Linked DNA regions of Homo sapiens: region 1 is linked to region 2. Evidence: chromatin loops called from intact Hi-C (ENCODE). Cell type or tissue: heart left ventricle. All regions are shown on one strand.

Region 1 (8,000 bases), 920 kb after region 2:
CTGTTTGAAAGAGACTGACAACATCTCTGGAATCTTTTGTTTCTTTTTTCTTGTTTTTCTTTTCATTTCTCTTCTTTGGTCCTTGAGAAAAAGAGAGATTCGCATGTATTTATAATTCTATATGTGTAGTAGAACCATATGAAGGAAACTAGTTTCTTTTTCTTTTCTAATGTTACATGAAGTTTTCTATAAAATATATTTGTCAGAATTTTCAAGTTGGCTTTTCACATTTAAAAGCAGAAATGCTTGCCAAAGTCTAACTGAAGATAGATTTACTTATCCCTAATGTACAATATGATTATTTGCACCATAAAAGGCCCAATACTCTTTGAGTGCAAGTTGACTTGAAGAACTATCTAGATTGATTCTGTTAATTTATTTTAATTTTTACTAGGGTTTACATTTCTATTCTCTCTGCATTCTATGGGGATAAAGCTCAAAGTATAAACCTTGAGTGCTTCCAAATCTAATTAGTACATCCTACTCCAAACAGCCTAACAAAGAGTCAATCAAAGGAGTTCTTTGACCTGCTACTTGATTTGAGAGTTCCTAAGCAGTTTTCGTGTGTGGTTCTAGAATACCCAGAATGCTGATTTTGGTAGGAGGCTGTGGATATGTACTGCGGCTACTTGGCAAAGGAGTCAGTAACTCCTCCCCTGACCCCGGAGGGTTCTGTAATGCCTCAAATGGAATCCAGTTAACACGACACAGAGGCCTCTGGGCATCTATTGCCATCCATTCATTCAGCTAAGATGACTGAAATTCCTACCATGTGTCAGCCACTGTTCTAGACACTTGGGATTTATCCATTTAAAAAAGGAACCTACCCTTGTAGAACTTATATTTAAGTAAAAGAGATAAAAATGAACAAACAGTAAAGATAATAAATGATAGTATATTCGGTGATAAGGGCTATGTAAACAGGAAGGGTGGAGAAGGCAAGGGAGCTCAAAAGTATGGAAGTCAGGAGACAGGTTGCATTTTAAAGGTTAGACAGCAGTGAGTATGGACCTTTTAGAGAAAGTCTCATATGAGCAAAATGTGAAGGAAATGAGAAATAAGCCTCGTGGATGTCTGTGAGAAGAGATTTCCAGGCAGAAGGAATAGCGAGTAAAAAAGCCTTAAGGATCAGCCAAGAGTAGGGTGTCTGGAGTAGAGTAGATAGGGGGAGTAATAAGAGACAAAGTCAGGGAGGTAAGTAAGGTAGAGTAGAGGAATAGTGGCCATGCTCATGCTCTAACTTAGTTCCCTTCTAATTCAAGAACCTGTTAGTCACCTTCTATGCACCTCGTGCCTCGCTTGGTCTTCCCAGCTTCCCAGTTCGGTCTGGCATACACTTATTAAGCTTCCATTATATGCCAGGGACTGTGTTAGAAAATGCAAGCACAATCCTACATGAAGCGAGATCACTATACATCTTCAGTACTTCCCATTCCATTTTGGATCACTATGACAAGGTTTGCAGATGTGATATGTACTCAGAAGTGAACTTTCCCTACCTCCTCATGTTTACAGATCTATTAGACGTATGATCCACTCAGCTCACACTTACATTTGGCTTCATGTCATCACACAAAAATTAATTACTTGATTATTGGGAAAAAACAGTATTATAGTGTACCAAATGAGCTGCACTTTCAAAACAAGCCAGAAACATCTTTATTCTCTTAAAACCCACTAAGCTCCTCTTCTTGGCTATGGATAAAATCCCAGAGTTTTTCTGATCACTTCCAGACATTAGAACACCCTCAGATAATAAAGAGTCCAGCCAGGAAACTTGTGGCTCTCCTCTTATTTAAACAATCTCTGCTTTAACCTGCACTAGGCCCTATAGCATCAGTAGAGAAAAGGCCGGATGCTTAGGTCGTCTGTGATTATCTTCTGCCTCCCTCTCCCATCCTTCTTCTCCACTTCTCCATGTCACCTGTGATTCCTCCATTGTGCTGGGAAAGGATGAAGCATATGAGGCTAAAAGATGATTGTGTAGTGCTCTTATGGCATGGTTGTGATATTGATGCAATCAGGGCAGGTGCCAACTCTTTTTCTTAAAGGATACCTCTGTGGGATCTTCAGAGCCTCCCATTCTGTCTCCCTGGTGATACCTTCTGCTCTGCCCATTATGATTTCCTATGCTTCGGCATTTCACCCCTGAAGTCTCTTTCTACTGGGATTACCTCTCCTTGGCAGGGCTTTCAATGTAGTTATATTGCAGCAGCTTTCCAGAGTGTCCCCAAAAAAAACTCCTGTCTCTGTCATCATAAGCAAACACCTCTACTGGCCCTACTATCAGGGAACCCTCACAACCAACCTCTGACATACAGGCCTTTCTCAGCAGTAGTCAGACACCAGCCTCCTTACTTTAACCCTCCACAGCTACCCACCCAAGCACCCAGGGGCATGTCCATGTTCAGGTTGCTAAGACTGGTATCACTACAGTCAGCAAGTGTCCCATAAAGGCAGATTTTTTCCAAGTAGCAAATAGGTAGCCCAGAGTAAAAAAAAAAAAAAATGTCAGTTGCCTCTTTGGGCAAGTACCCCACTCTTGATTGTATTTAGAGTGTCTTCTGTCACTTGGCTTGAGGTAGCGGAAACAGAACATTCTACAGGAGAGAGCAGAGAAAATTACAGCACTTTTTCTGGGCTATCAATACATAATCTTTTCTCCAGTGTCTTCTCTGCCTCTCCTTAGAGCTATGGGTGACAGGGAAAGATCCCAGACCTACAGAGTAAATTTGAATCACATCTCACCAAGTCCTGCCTGATCCACCTTTAGAAAGAAGGAGATTTGCCAACATTCCTTTCATAGTTGGGGCCTCATCTAAGACTGAGAAACATCTTATGACATCCTATTACAATAATGCTGCCTTTGCCTTTAATCTGTTGTTCGTAAACATAAAAAATCTTTTCAGTCTAGAAATATCTGGTAGTGTGGTAATGACGTTTAAAACCAAGGATGTAATGATACTTCAGTTGGTTAAACTCAAGTTTTGTAAAGACAGGTCCAAGATTTTTTAAATCCATGAATAGAACCCAGTCTTGGGGTTTAATACTGTTTCATTTTCTTTTGCATATCTAAACTTATGAGTGTTATTAGGTTTTTCATAATGTTTTGATTTTTCTTTAAAAGATTCATCTTGTGAAGCCATTTTCAGAATACATAAATTTTTTTTTATTTTTATAACTTGTTTCTCAGAAGAACAAAAAACACTTTGCAGTTTTCTAAAAATCCCACTGGCGTGATCCAATTATAATTAGAGAAATCCAGCTACAGCATCAGAAATGAGATGGAAGGAATCTGAGGCACCATGACTGACTTGTTCATCACCGATGAACCGAATCTGGCATCGATCAGAATAGGATCAACAGAATTGTAGAATTCTTAATTTGGAGCTATTATAGGAAATTAATTTACATTTTGGATAAGATTTACTAATCCAAAAACTTAAAAAAGAAATATCCAATTCTGGCAGACTTCTTTTTCGAAAGGACCAAACTCAATGACAAAATTTTAGAATTCCTGAAAAGAGTTAACTGGAATTACCTTGGTGTTTTATTTGATAGGTAATATTTACTACCCACAAGCCTTTGTTATGAGGGTGGAATACATCTACCCAAGTCAGTCATGTGACTGGAATCAGTGAAAGCTCGTCACTGGTGCTGCACAGTAACTCATAAGCAGACAGAAAGCCAGAGGAGAGCTCTTCCTTCTCCAAATCCCTGGAAAATGCATTGCCTTAATTAGCAAACACTATCTTGAGTGACTCCTCTAGAGACTCCCAATTAACTAAGCTTCTAGACTAACATGAATTCTTCTCTCTTATTAGTTCATATTTATGTTTTTTAAATCAACAAAATTTCCCAACACTTTGTCACCCTAGAACCCAACCTTTATGAACATTTTTTGCGAGAAAAATGCAAAAGAATGAAACTAATGCAGTTTATTAAGCAAATAATCTTAAAAGCAGCCCACAACACAACTGCTCACCAGCTCGCAAGCTCACCGGATTATATTTCCTGCTGTTTTCAGTTACTTCTATTTATACTTCTAACCGGATGAACTCACCATGCCCCCTACTGCTTAAGAGCAATACTACCACAGTGTAGCACAACACAGCACATCCTAGTATTCTCCAGAGATTTCCTTCTGGCCATATGGTAGCTTTCAGAATGCTTGTTGAACAACATTGTTTGTCTCCCCTTGGTCACCAATGCCAGGATAAATCTGTGGAGTCATGCTGGCAGAAGAAATGGCCTCCAATCAGCAACAACAAACAAGTTCTTTATTACTGACCCCACCATCTGTCCCTGTTTCCACATGCCATTCTCATATAGAAACAGGTTTCCGCCAGGCCAGGTTCAGTGTGCATCCAGCATCTACCATTAGGTCAGCTTGAATATCCAGATTACAACTGTGCTTATCCTCTTACCTAGCTAACATCCTTTATCCAGAATGGAAAGTGGTTGGTGGACACTGAAAAAAGCCTGTGAAAGCCGTACTGCTGATAAGAGATATGTTTGCTAACGTCTTGGATTAGGGATGTGTACTTAGTGGAGATATCAGCCTCGGTGTGACAAAAGCAAGATGTAAGTATTACTTCCTTTATGTTAAGGTGTGCACCCACCAAGACCACTCTGCTTATAAACAGTGAATATGGAAGGAGTGTTCCCTGGTACTTTAATTATCAGCCCATTTTTACAATTGTGTAGCCAGAGATGTTCCCAAGATGAAGTTGTTTCCTAAAGGCTCATTTCAGAGAGGTAGATCATCCTACATGCTTTGCCATTGTAGTTTCAATATAAATACTTTAGGCCTGCTTGCAGCGCATCTTGAGTGCTCAAAATATCACATTTAGTGACAAGGATAAAAAAGACAGTGCTCTCAAACCAGCAATATTAAAGTAAGTGTGCCAAGAGCACATTATGAAAAAACTGATGGAGATACAGAGCCGACAGAATGTCTGCAGAGAAGCGCAATGAGAGAAATTGTCTTTCCCTGTTAATACCATTATGAGAAAGCTCATGGAAAGTTATTTTATTAAGTGTTTGTGTTATTAAAACCTATTCCCCTGTCTGAAATTTAATGCTACACAATGTACTAAATAGTCAGGTTTCAAGAGAGATGATAAACCTGGAAGAATTACATTACTACCCAAAGTATTGGTCATTGTACAGGGATTTAAAATTTAACAACCACATTAAACACCAAGCCAAATCAATAGTAATATTTTCAGTCTCTCCGAGGCAGATGACTGAATATGCTGAAAGCATTGTGGGGTTGTGTGGCACTGTGTTAGCTGGTCCATGCATCATTGAGGCCCGTGTCTGGTGTAATCAGCTCTGGGAAGACACTGTATTCTTAGCATTCCCGGAAGGCCTGCTGTTCCACAGCAACAAAAGACACAAGCACGGCACAGTACCACAGCACCAGCCGATGAACAATAAACCTGGTTCAGATTGAACTATTTACTTGGCATTTGCTATATCCTTAGGCTCCACTGGAAAAATTAATAGGTGGTCAGCTTTAGCAAATATCACAGTGATGGAATAAGGAGATTTGTTAGCCAACAATTTCTGATTTGTGTCACTTGTAAATATGATGGTTTTAGTTGTCCATTTTAACGATTCTTTCTAGTCGACAAATACCTAGCTGACTACTCTTTACCAGTGTCAAGGATGGCATTGAAAAAAACAAAAAAGATCTAGCTGATTTTGGCTCAGAAGTTCTTTCTTCTTGTCATAAATTTGCGTTCTTGCCTTCTTTAAAGGTGTCATTTAATGGCAGCACCTTATTTTTACTGACAGTGTTTTTGGGGAAGTTCAGACTATTCGTTCGTGATTCATCCAAATACGTGATTCTCCCTTGGATTCCAGCACAATTTGTGACCTTCTAATACTGAAGCACTAAATATCATTCCTGCTTTGATGGCAGGAAGTTTCCAGGGAAAAACCTAGGTGGGTAGGAATTGAGAATTCCATGAGAGAGATACTAAGATACCCCAGTCTGGCATGGGAAAAAAAATCTCATTACGTGTCCAAAAGGAAAAACACACACATGTGTATACATGACTGGATTCGCGAGGCAGTCCACACAGTGTAGGAGAGTGCCACTGAATCCCAGTGCTAAACATGAGACATGCCTCTCATTTTCTCGTCTTTAAAACAGGAATAATAACAGTACTGACCTCATAGGGTGATTGCGAAGACTATATGGAAAAAAGAAACATGTTTAGCACAAAGCATAGCACAATGAGTGCTCAGGATTTTATTTGTGTAATGATTCCTAGCATTTTTAAAGCTTAGAGTTTTATGAATGGAGACTCTGATTTAGGATCATGCTGGATTTCCAACCTTTAAAATTATGCAAGTCATTCTTGTGTGGAAGCAGAAAGTGAATAAATGGATTGGCATCAAACAACATCAGACTGGCAACAGGGAGGCCTAAATTTCAGTCTTAACGTTATATTGACTCAGCTCGCTACTTCTGGGAATGATAGTAACTCCTCGGGCCTTGGTTTCCTCATTTGAACTGAGGGAACTGGACTCTATCAAAGTCCTTTCTGATTTAAAGAACGGTGATCCTGGCTGTGTTCTTCCTTGCATGCAGAAAATGGCCATAGTCCATTGTAGAGGAATTTTGAAAAATAACAGAAACACTCTCTCAGCCTAGTATTTCCACTATTAGTCCATCATTTTTTAACAAGGTCCATCATTAAAAATCCTGTCTAGACATCTGCTTTTAAAAGACAGCTATCAATCAATCAATTTAGCTATTGAGTACCCATGTGGGGTGAGTATAGAGGATAGAAAACAAGAAATCCTGTTCTACCATAAAACCTTGAAATCTACTTGGAAAGAAAAAAGACACTATTTTTTAAAAATTAATATTTAGTAAGGGTCAAATGAGGAACACAGGCAACAACTATTCCACTCATGTTCCTACATGTCTTTTAAAGTAGTTTACCAATTTAAAACATTAAAGGTAATAAAATTTTTAAAATTTAAGACACAGCAGAAATTATTTAGAAAGCAAGAAGTGCTTGTATGGGAAACAAAAGATAAGCTATATTATTAAAACAGGACATCATGTTTTGCTGTAAACTTATTGGTAGCCAAGAAACTAAAGAAATTCATGAGTTTTATAGCTCTCATGGTCTGATAAAAGGGGATGTCTAGGTTTGTCTTAAGAGACAACACTTTGCTCCTGGCAGTAAATATTGGGAAAATTTTGTTACATGGATCCATATTTAATGAACACTTAATAATTTACTGTACAATGCCTATAGCCGGGGTTTTGTGAAAAATACAAAAGTGTCTTTCAAATACCTATACCATATCAATTTTTAGTGAAAGCTAAGGATTAGCTAAATCAACTCAAAAGAAGTATGCTCGAGTGAACCTAAGCTAATAAAATCTAAGAACGTTGCTTCTTGGTGACCAAACTTAATGCTTAGGGAAACTCAGAAAAATGGTGGATTAAGCTGTCTTTTAGGCTGATTTTTTAAAATATCAATTATCTCCAAAACACTTTTTAAATAAAAAAAATATATATATATAAGACCCCACCTGGAAAGAGTAACCCACTAGGTACTGTTCACCTTTGCGTAAATTATTTTATCAGATCTTTTTCTATTTAAACTCCCAACACTGAGGTACTTTCAAATCCATACCTTGGTTTCACTGAGAGGAGGTTAAGTGTCAAAGGCAACGTTAACTTACTTCATCATTATGCCGAGGGCTACTAATAAGAAGCAACATCTCACGTGGCCCTGCAGAGCTGCGCTGAACCTTTAAAAGTATGTAGTAAAAATTCTCTGCTAACTGGGCCACCACCAACTTCAGAAAGTCGTGTCAAAATAGAACATTCAAATAGTGAAAATCTACTGATATTTTAAGATTTAACCAAATGGTCACCCTCTTTAAGGAAGCCTTTGTTGACACGTTTCCTCCTCTTCCTCCCCAAACTTGGTAAAATGGCATAAATGTTAATTCAATTCATTTAA
Region 2 (8,000 bases):
CCTTGATAGGCAAAAATTCTTGTGAGGAAAGTGGCAGTTTTAAGGAAGTTACTACATCCTATTCATTTGATAATTTTTCATTTCAATGCCCAGTGTATGTTCTCTTTGTAATAACCAGTTCTATTTTCTTAAAAAACACCGTTTTTAATGCATCTCACAATCACAAAACCCAAGATTTTACAGAATTGAATTATTTATACCTTTCCCTCACCAATTATTCCATTGATGAGGGAAGACTACCGTATATCATATTCTAAAAGGGAAAAGTTGAGTTAATCACAAAAACCAATTATAGTAAGCCTTGAAGCTTCTGCCTTAAACTCAAGATAGTGCTCTCTTGCTCTTTGGTTCATCTGCTAGGACAGTCTAATATACATTTGAAAATATGTCAAACATCTTGTTAAATAATTTCCTCTTCGATCTCTTTTTTATATCTTTATCCCAGCTCCTGTACAAGTCTATGTTTTCTCAAAGGCATTTAATCCCCAATTCACAGAAAGACCCTGTGAAGACTCTGGGAAACAGTCTTCCTTGGTCCATGGATGGATCATCTGAGAGGGCTCTACTTACCTGGTTAGGGTTTGCTATGACCATTTACTTCTAATTTCCAGTTGGTGATTTCATTATTTGGCGATTTCATTATTTAGTGATTCATTACTTGGTTTCATTATAAGTTCCTCAAATTTCTTTAACAGAAAAAGCAGAAGAATATCAGCATATTTTTGTCTGCTTTGAATTTTATAACCTATTAAAGGTAATTTTTAAGAAAAATGTCTTTATAAAATGTCTTTATAGCCACTGTTAAGACTGCCATTTGATTCTGTCCCACTCCACCACCAGAATATGTTTCAACAAATGAAGGCCTTTTTTCAGGATTGTTTTATTTTTCCCTCTGTTGAATTCCTAATGCCTAGAACAGTTGCCAAGTTCATGACAATAACTAGTTGTTGAATGAGTGACTGAATCTCTCACAATGAAAGAAGTAGGGACGTGATGCTGTGAGAATGCATGGGTCTTAGAGCTTGAATACAGAAAATCTGGGTTCCAGTTCCCATTCTTCCTCTTACTAGATGGGTGACCTTGAGAATTCTGTATTACCTCTCAGGACATCAACTTATTCATCAGTAAAATAACAGGGTTAGACTAGATCATTTCAAAAAGCCCTTCTTCGGGTCTAAAAATCTGTGAACGCATTTATGGTATAAATTCACACAGACAAGCAAGCTTCATTATATAACATAATAGTTCAAAACTGATATTGATACTAAGGGTTTTAATGAGAGGTGAGAAGAAAAAAAAATCCCAACTTGACAATAACAATCATATTTAAGTAAATTAAACCTTTGGAAAAATCGCAGATCCCCAGCATGACAGGAGGCCATGTGGCCAAATAATTTGCACACAAATGACCCAGAAAGCTAAGACATGGGCTGCAGCCCAATCAGTGACTTAAGGCAGTTCATCTGGTTTTCTCTGATACTTTGAGCCTTACTGAAAATGGAGGAACCCTAAAATCGTTTTTTGAAACATATTCTGGACCTGAACTACCTTTAACATAAAGGGTAAATCAATTTCCACAATTTACTTCAGTACATCATAAGTGTGTCTTAAAATGTGAATGCCAGTCAAAAATCTTTGGTCAATTAATATTGTATATATTTTTTTCTGTTAAAGTGTTCATTCCAGAGGTTTGTTTTGACATTTTTACTGTAACCATTCACCGTTGCAAAGAAGAAATATATGAATGGAGATGAAAAGCACCAAAATCTTGTTAGTGTTAAACTCCTTTGTGAACAAAAGCTAGCAGAAATAAATGTAATGTGGAATGGCTTTCCTGGAGTAGGGTAGGATGGGTCTTGGGGGGTGGAGAAGACTAAATTGGTACTGAGACGAGCCTTTCAGATATCTTTTTAACTGCTTTAACTGCTTTTCAAGCAAAGCTGATGTAGTTATTTTAGTCTTTTGCCATTTTTGTCATTTAATTCACCACTGAGAATAGCCCTATTTCCACATTTGCATCCTTTCAGTATAAAAAGGTATTCACAATTAAGGTGAAAGAAAGCTTCCTCACTGAGAAATATGGGATTCGGGCTGTTAATGATCTACTGCTTAGCATTTTCAGAAAAACCAAGGATCTTTTTGTGTTTCAGCAGTATGGTTAACTGGAATGGATATAGAACCTGGATCTGCAACTCTGGTTTTAAGGCCTGGCTATGCACTTTGCTATGGTAGCTAAATGGATTCATTCTCTCAGTTTTCTCATCTGCGAAATGGGGGTAGGGAGTTCATAACAAACATTTTAAAAAGCAAATATCTCCCTTTGATCAAATGCTTTCATTTCAGGAAAAGAAAATATTTTCTTCTTTTCTTTATGAAAAACAAGACTGAGACCTGAAATATTAGCTTAGTTACTACCAGTCTGAATCCAATACAATAAACCTGAGTTCTCAAGATATCTCTTTTACTGCCTGCTTTCAGATCCTTGCTCTTCTGCTTACCAACTGTTATAACCTTGGTCAAGTAAATAAATCTTCCCAATCCTTACTTTCCTTCTCTGTAAAATGAGAAACTATCGTAGTACCTAATCCACAGGATTGCAGTGGAAATTAAATGAGAAAATGACGATAAAGGTTGCAACACAGCACCTGGCAACGAATAAGCACTCAACACATGTTAGTTTTTATTGTTATAATTGCGATTTTATCCTCAGGAGGAGCTGCAACTCTTTACGACCTGTTCAGATCTCCTGGATTGATGAACACAGAGGAAAGATACCAGATCCCTCTTCATTTCAGCCCCATCCCCTTACTTATTAGCAGTTCAAAGATTCTGCCATCCACCTGAAAATACCAAATAAGAAAACAGACGCCATTTTAAAAGATTGTCTCGTGGATCCTGCCTAGATAGAACAAACTAATTCCGGGGACAGTAAAAAAAAAGTCCTTTGGCTTCTTTCCCCAGAAGAGTGTGTGAAGAAAGTAGAAGCAAATATTAATAGTACTGATCACTTACTAGACCTATCTATACTTATTTTTTGCCTAAGCTTTTGAATTTTTTTCTTAAAAAACTATCATTCTCCAAAGACAGTAAACATCCAGAGGCAACAGACTTTACTAAAAGTCACAATAATCATAGCATACTATGCCCATCTCTAACTCAAGGCTGCCTGAATAGAAAGAAACATTGTGATTTCTAACAACCTTTTCCTGAGAACAGAGAAGCACACAGCCTATTTCACTGTACCACTCAAAGCATATAGCCTATTTCAAGGTTAAACTAGTTTCAAAACGCCATACAAAACTAAGTCATGAATTGTCTAGATAAACAAAACAATCACTTCCCCAGTTCCATAGTGAGGGGTGGGAACACAGGAAACCTCGCAGAAATGGATAACTCTCTCTCTCTCCTCCTCAGTATAAGAATGAAAACTTTTCGGCCCATGCTAGGACTTGGGACTGAAAGTAGGATTCACACTCAGATACGGGAGGAAGGGTTAAATTAAGAGGAATCTGTCTTCCTTTACCCTCCCTCTCCCCAATTCACAGAATAATTATTGGTGTCTACAACCTGAAATATTAGTAAACATTTCCTCCAATAGCTAAGGAAATGCTTCCAGAAACATGCACATCGGTAGTGCTCTTCCAGACTGGCAAGTGTGGGTTTGAAGTGTGTGCGTGTGTGTGTGTATATATATGTGTGTGTGTGAGAGAGAGAGAGAGAGAGATTTTGATGCTTGGAAAACATATTCTAAAAAGCGGCCATAATTTCTTTTTCAGGGGGGCCCCTTTTGGCTCCTTCAGACCTCAGCCCAGAGAACCAGAGAAGGGTCAGAGACGCACGAGGGAGAGGCTGAACTCACACTTACCTTTGACCAGTAGAAGAGGTGAGAGTGGGGTTTGGCGCTTTGTTTGTTTTTGTTTTGTTTTCTGTTGCTTTTAGCACGCCCCCAGCGCCAGGGCACTGGAGGGTGGAGGCGGGTCCGGGCTGGGCAGAGCCCGCGGGGCGGAGGGGACCGAGCGGGCCGCCGCGCCTGCCGCGTCCGGCCAGCAGGGGGCTCCGGCGCTCTTCTCCGGGCGTATTGGGCTCAGCCCGCGCGGCCCGGACCTCGGGCAGGGCAGGGGATCTGGAGAAGGGAGGACCAGGGGAGGAGGGCGAGAGCTTGAGAGAGACAAACGGGGGTGAGCCGCACAGCGGGGTTCCCCAAGAGCCAGCGGAGCCTTCTCGGAGCTGCTTAAGACCTGACAAATCCTGGAGGAGCCAGGCGTTTTCGTGAACGGGGTCTGAGCCTCCGCCTTACCAAGGCTCCCGAGTCCCGCGGGGCCGTCTTGCTCCGGCCTCCAGCCCGGGGCGCCCTTGGCCCGACGGGCAGCCGTCCTTGCGAGGGCGTTAGGGAGTGAGCCGTGGTCTCTGGCCCAAACTCGGGAGGACAGCAGAGAGCTCGGCCAGGGCTGCGGGGAGAGCGATGACTCCCACGCCCCCGCGTCCGCACCAACCGCGCCTCGCGCTTCTGGAGCCGCAAAGCTCAGGCCCACTTAGAGAGGCAACGATTTGTCTATGGATGTCCTGTGTAACCACACCTTTGCTTTGGCTTCCTTTCCTCGATCTGAAATCCAAGGTGGTGGTTGATTTTTTCGCTCTCCTACTCTCCCAGAGGAGGCCCCGGTCCGAGCCAGCGCTGGCGGGCTGCGGCTGCTGAAACTAGAGTTCCTGTGGCCAGAATGGTGCCCCTTGCCCGCTCCAGGGCTTCAGAGAAGAGCGAGCCCGGCCCGGGGCTAGGGTGTCCGGCCTGCCCCGCGAAGGCGCGCTGGGCCTGGAGACTTTGCGCTCTTCACTTCGCCAGACGAGAGTTTAGCCCGGGGCCCGTCCGCGACACCTGGCCTCCGGCGGTTTTCGGGACCCTCTCTCAAAACTGCGCGAGCGCCGAGATCACTCTGGTATTAGCTCCCTTTAGATGAGGAAGGCATTGTATCTTTCTAAGGGGGTCTCTCAGACCTAAGTTATTTTGGTCTGCAGTGGTAGTAATGGCCTTGAATTTGTTTAAACTTACTGCCCACGACACCCTCTCCCCAAATCCCCCTACACCCACACAGTACGCTCCATCACGGCCACCACCACTCCCACTCCATTTGCATTTGAAAACCTCTGGAAACATAAGCGCTTTCAGGATGAACTCTCTCTCTCTCTCTCACTCTCTCTCTCTCTCACTGTCTCTCTCTCTCTCTCTCTCTCTCACACACACACACACACACACACACACACACACACAGCCCGCCAAGTGGAAACTGAGTTGAGTCATAGGATGCATATGAATAGGATTGGATGGTCCTTTGCTTCTGCGGATAAGAATGTTTAATAACCCAGGATTCCGGGCAATAACAGCATTACAGGGTTTCTAGAACTCTGTTCTGATCCTTTAGAAATTGTTAGAACAATAGTAATGATAGTAGGAGGAGAAGTAGGACTATGTTTTTCAAGGCACTTGCAAGCAATCTGCTACATCGTTTATGGGAGAACTTAAAAATATTCCCCTTGATTAAGACTCACAGGTCAAATATCATCTCTCTTTTCTGCATGCTAATTAAAAGCAACTCTGTTCTTAGGTATTTGACAGTCATTTGAATCAAGATACTTGAAAATTTCTGACTCAATAGCAATGTGCTTCAGTACACACAATCAAGTATAATCATATATATGTGAGATATGACTTTGAAGAGGAGATGACTTTTTTAAAAAAAAGACGCATACTCAAAGACAACTAGAAATGGCTGCTGCAGGCAACCAGTCACTGCTCTGACTACAACATATTTGTGCAATTAATAGTCTCACAACCTAGTCCAAATCCCCTCTTTACTTGGAGCAGGAGTGTTAATGAACTGTAGATGCAAAGCTCTTAATGTATAGATGTAGTGTCCTCTTGAAATTTAACAAGCTTTGAAAATGTAATAAAACAGAGATAAGTATTCAGGTTATTTTTAGTTTGTGTTGGCTTGTTGTGTTTTTAATATTGTTTAAAATATGACACAGTTATCCTCAGTTCCTATCCCATATGTCCATTCTGGAGGATCCAGAAAACATATCAGTAGTTAGGGTAACAAAAAATCCTCCAAAAAAGACCCAAGTTTTGCCAGTAAACTTTAAGTCTTTATTGAGCATTTCATAATAGCTTTAAAAAAACAAAGTGCGGTTCATGTTTCTAGCTACTTTCATACAATGTTGAAATAATACTATAATTTGACTAGGTAAGATTCTTATTGATTGCTAATTTGGTGTTAGAATTGATTATATTTCACATAATGATATCCCACTGCTCAATGAGATGAATATTTATGTAATAGGGAAATACCATTGCTGGTTTCTTTACAACTCAGTGTGAATAGCCACATCGTTGACTTCCAAAGAATAAAAGAATCTTTCCATAAACCTTCTGAAGTCGTTTCTATAAACTTGCTCCACTTTCTAATATTGTGAAAGAGTTGATGTAATTTAATTTCTATTCTGTCAATTATAAATTTATTTCATCTTGGCAAGGTGCCCTATTTGGAAAAGTTGATTGTGGGAAAGGATGATAGTATAGCAGGAATATGGAGGTTGAAATAATGTTTAATTTTATAATCAAGATAAATGGTGTAATTGACCTCATCATATCAGGAGCAGGGAGAATCTGAAATGGTTTGATTTGCACACACTTCATTGAGTCTACCAAAAGCATACTGATATCAAATTGCCCAGGGCTATATATTTATTATGAGAATTCATAATTCCAATCCTGTTACATATGTTTTTTTTTTAATTTTGCTGGATCTTATGGAATAAGGATAAGGGAAGATGAAGAAAACTATACTAAATGTGTCAAAATGCTCCTTGTATCACAACAAAGTGGATGGTTTACTCAATGCAGCTAAATTCTCAGAAGAAAAACTGAAGTCACATCTTTAAAGAGCATTTTTCTTAATGTACTACCTATCTGTAAATAAATAGTTTAAACCATAATGAAAGCAAACTTAAAAAGTTGACTCTAGTTAAATATTGGGAGAGACTGAGTAACTTGTGTACCATCAATTTCCTGAGGACTTGGCCAAATTCTGCCTGCACTTTCAGCCTAACCTGCAGGGGGCAATAGCTTGACACGAATGACAACAAAGGCTGCTGAACTATTAGACTTGAATATCTGACTATGACCCTGGAATGTTGTGTAGGTTGGAAAGAGTGCTTAATTAATGTATATTGAAACAAAAGATCAGGTAAATTGTTTGATTTGTCTTCAAGCTATATTTTTAGACTAATTTAATTCATAACTGTTAGGTTTTTTTTTCCTTAAAGAGATTATCAAAGTTTTAGGAGACACATTCATCTTTAGAATTTTCCTGAACACTAATTGTTTACTACAGAATTTATGTAATGTATGTTACCAAAGAAAAGACAGCAGAATCAAAGTGACCATAGTTTTCAGTGTTCAAATGGATGACAAAAATCAGAGGAAATATGGAATTTTGAGATATATTTAATAAAAGATAGTCACATATCTAGATAATAAACCCTATTTCAATATTTTTTAAACCTATAACTATAAATGGGTGGGGGGCAGTCATCCCATTGTTTGCAATATGTCTTCTTTCCATGTATCAAACATTATTTTTTAAAACTGGTTTAAACTTAAAATCACGATCAACAATTAGTGAGTTATCTCTTTTATTGCTATATATTTTTCTATTACAAGTGGAATAGAATTTATTGGCTATCGATAATCCACACTCTCTTTCCCTCCTTCTCGGTATTTCCACTCCCTCCCCCATCCCTATATTTCCCCATCAACTGATCTGGGAAGACTGGAAACAGACCAAAAGGGGTTTTGGCTAGAGAGAGTAATTACAGAATTAGAAAGGAAAACTCTTCTCATCTCCTCACTGCAATCATACTTAATGTTCATTATGTCAATTTTAAATGATACAAAATGCCTTCCCCAAAAGGCATCCTGGTTTTAAGAAGTCAAAAGGGTACCT

Evidence for each region. Hi-C counts contacts between places; a loop is a spot of excess contacts. Peaks named below come from ENCODE experiments on the same cell type or tissue, not always from the same donor. Only the 100,000 strongest peaks of a DNase experiment are listed, where the experiment ranks them.
Region 1: it touches region 2 in a loop (7-fold over the local background); 36 of 110 quality-filtered maps call a loop at or near these places.

Annotation. Positions count from the first base shown.
Region 1 is chr1:97,134,532-97,142,531 of GRCh38, reverse strand. All of the region lies in intron 20 of DPYD (dihydropyrimidine dehydrogenase), which reads left to right. All of the region lies in intron 1 of DPYD-AS1 (DPYD antisense RNA 1), which reads right to left. Among named protein-coding and RNA genes, the nearest start is that of DPYD-AS1, 43 kb to the right of the region's middle. RefSeq lists an enhancer at 4,133-4,262. In heart left ventricle, a CTCF peak has its summit at 4,080 (motif pointing left); no DNase peak of the experiment used is centred here; H3K4me3 peaks cover 533 bases.
Region 2 is chr1:98,050,369-98,058,368 of GRCh38, reverse strand. LOC124900404 (a long non-coding RNA gene) reads right to left here and starts at 3,990. Exons shown (of 2, transcript XR_007066241.1): 1 at 3,866-3,990. RefSeq lists a silencer at 3,889-4,148. In heart left ventricle, CTCF peaks have their summits at 3,844, 4,046 (motif pointing right) and 7,106 (motif pointing right); DNase peaks (open chromatin) are centred at 4,068, 4,368 and 4,738; H3K4me3 peaks cover 1,302 bases; H3K27me3 peaks cover 4,990 bases.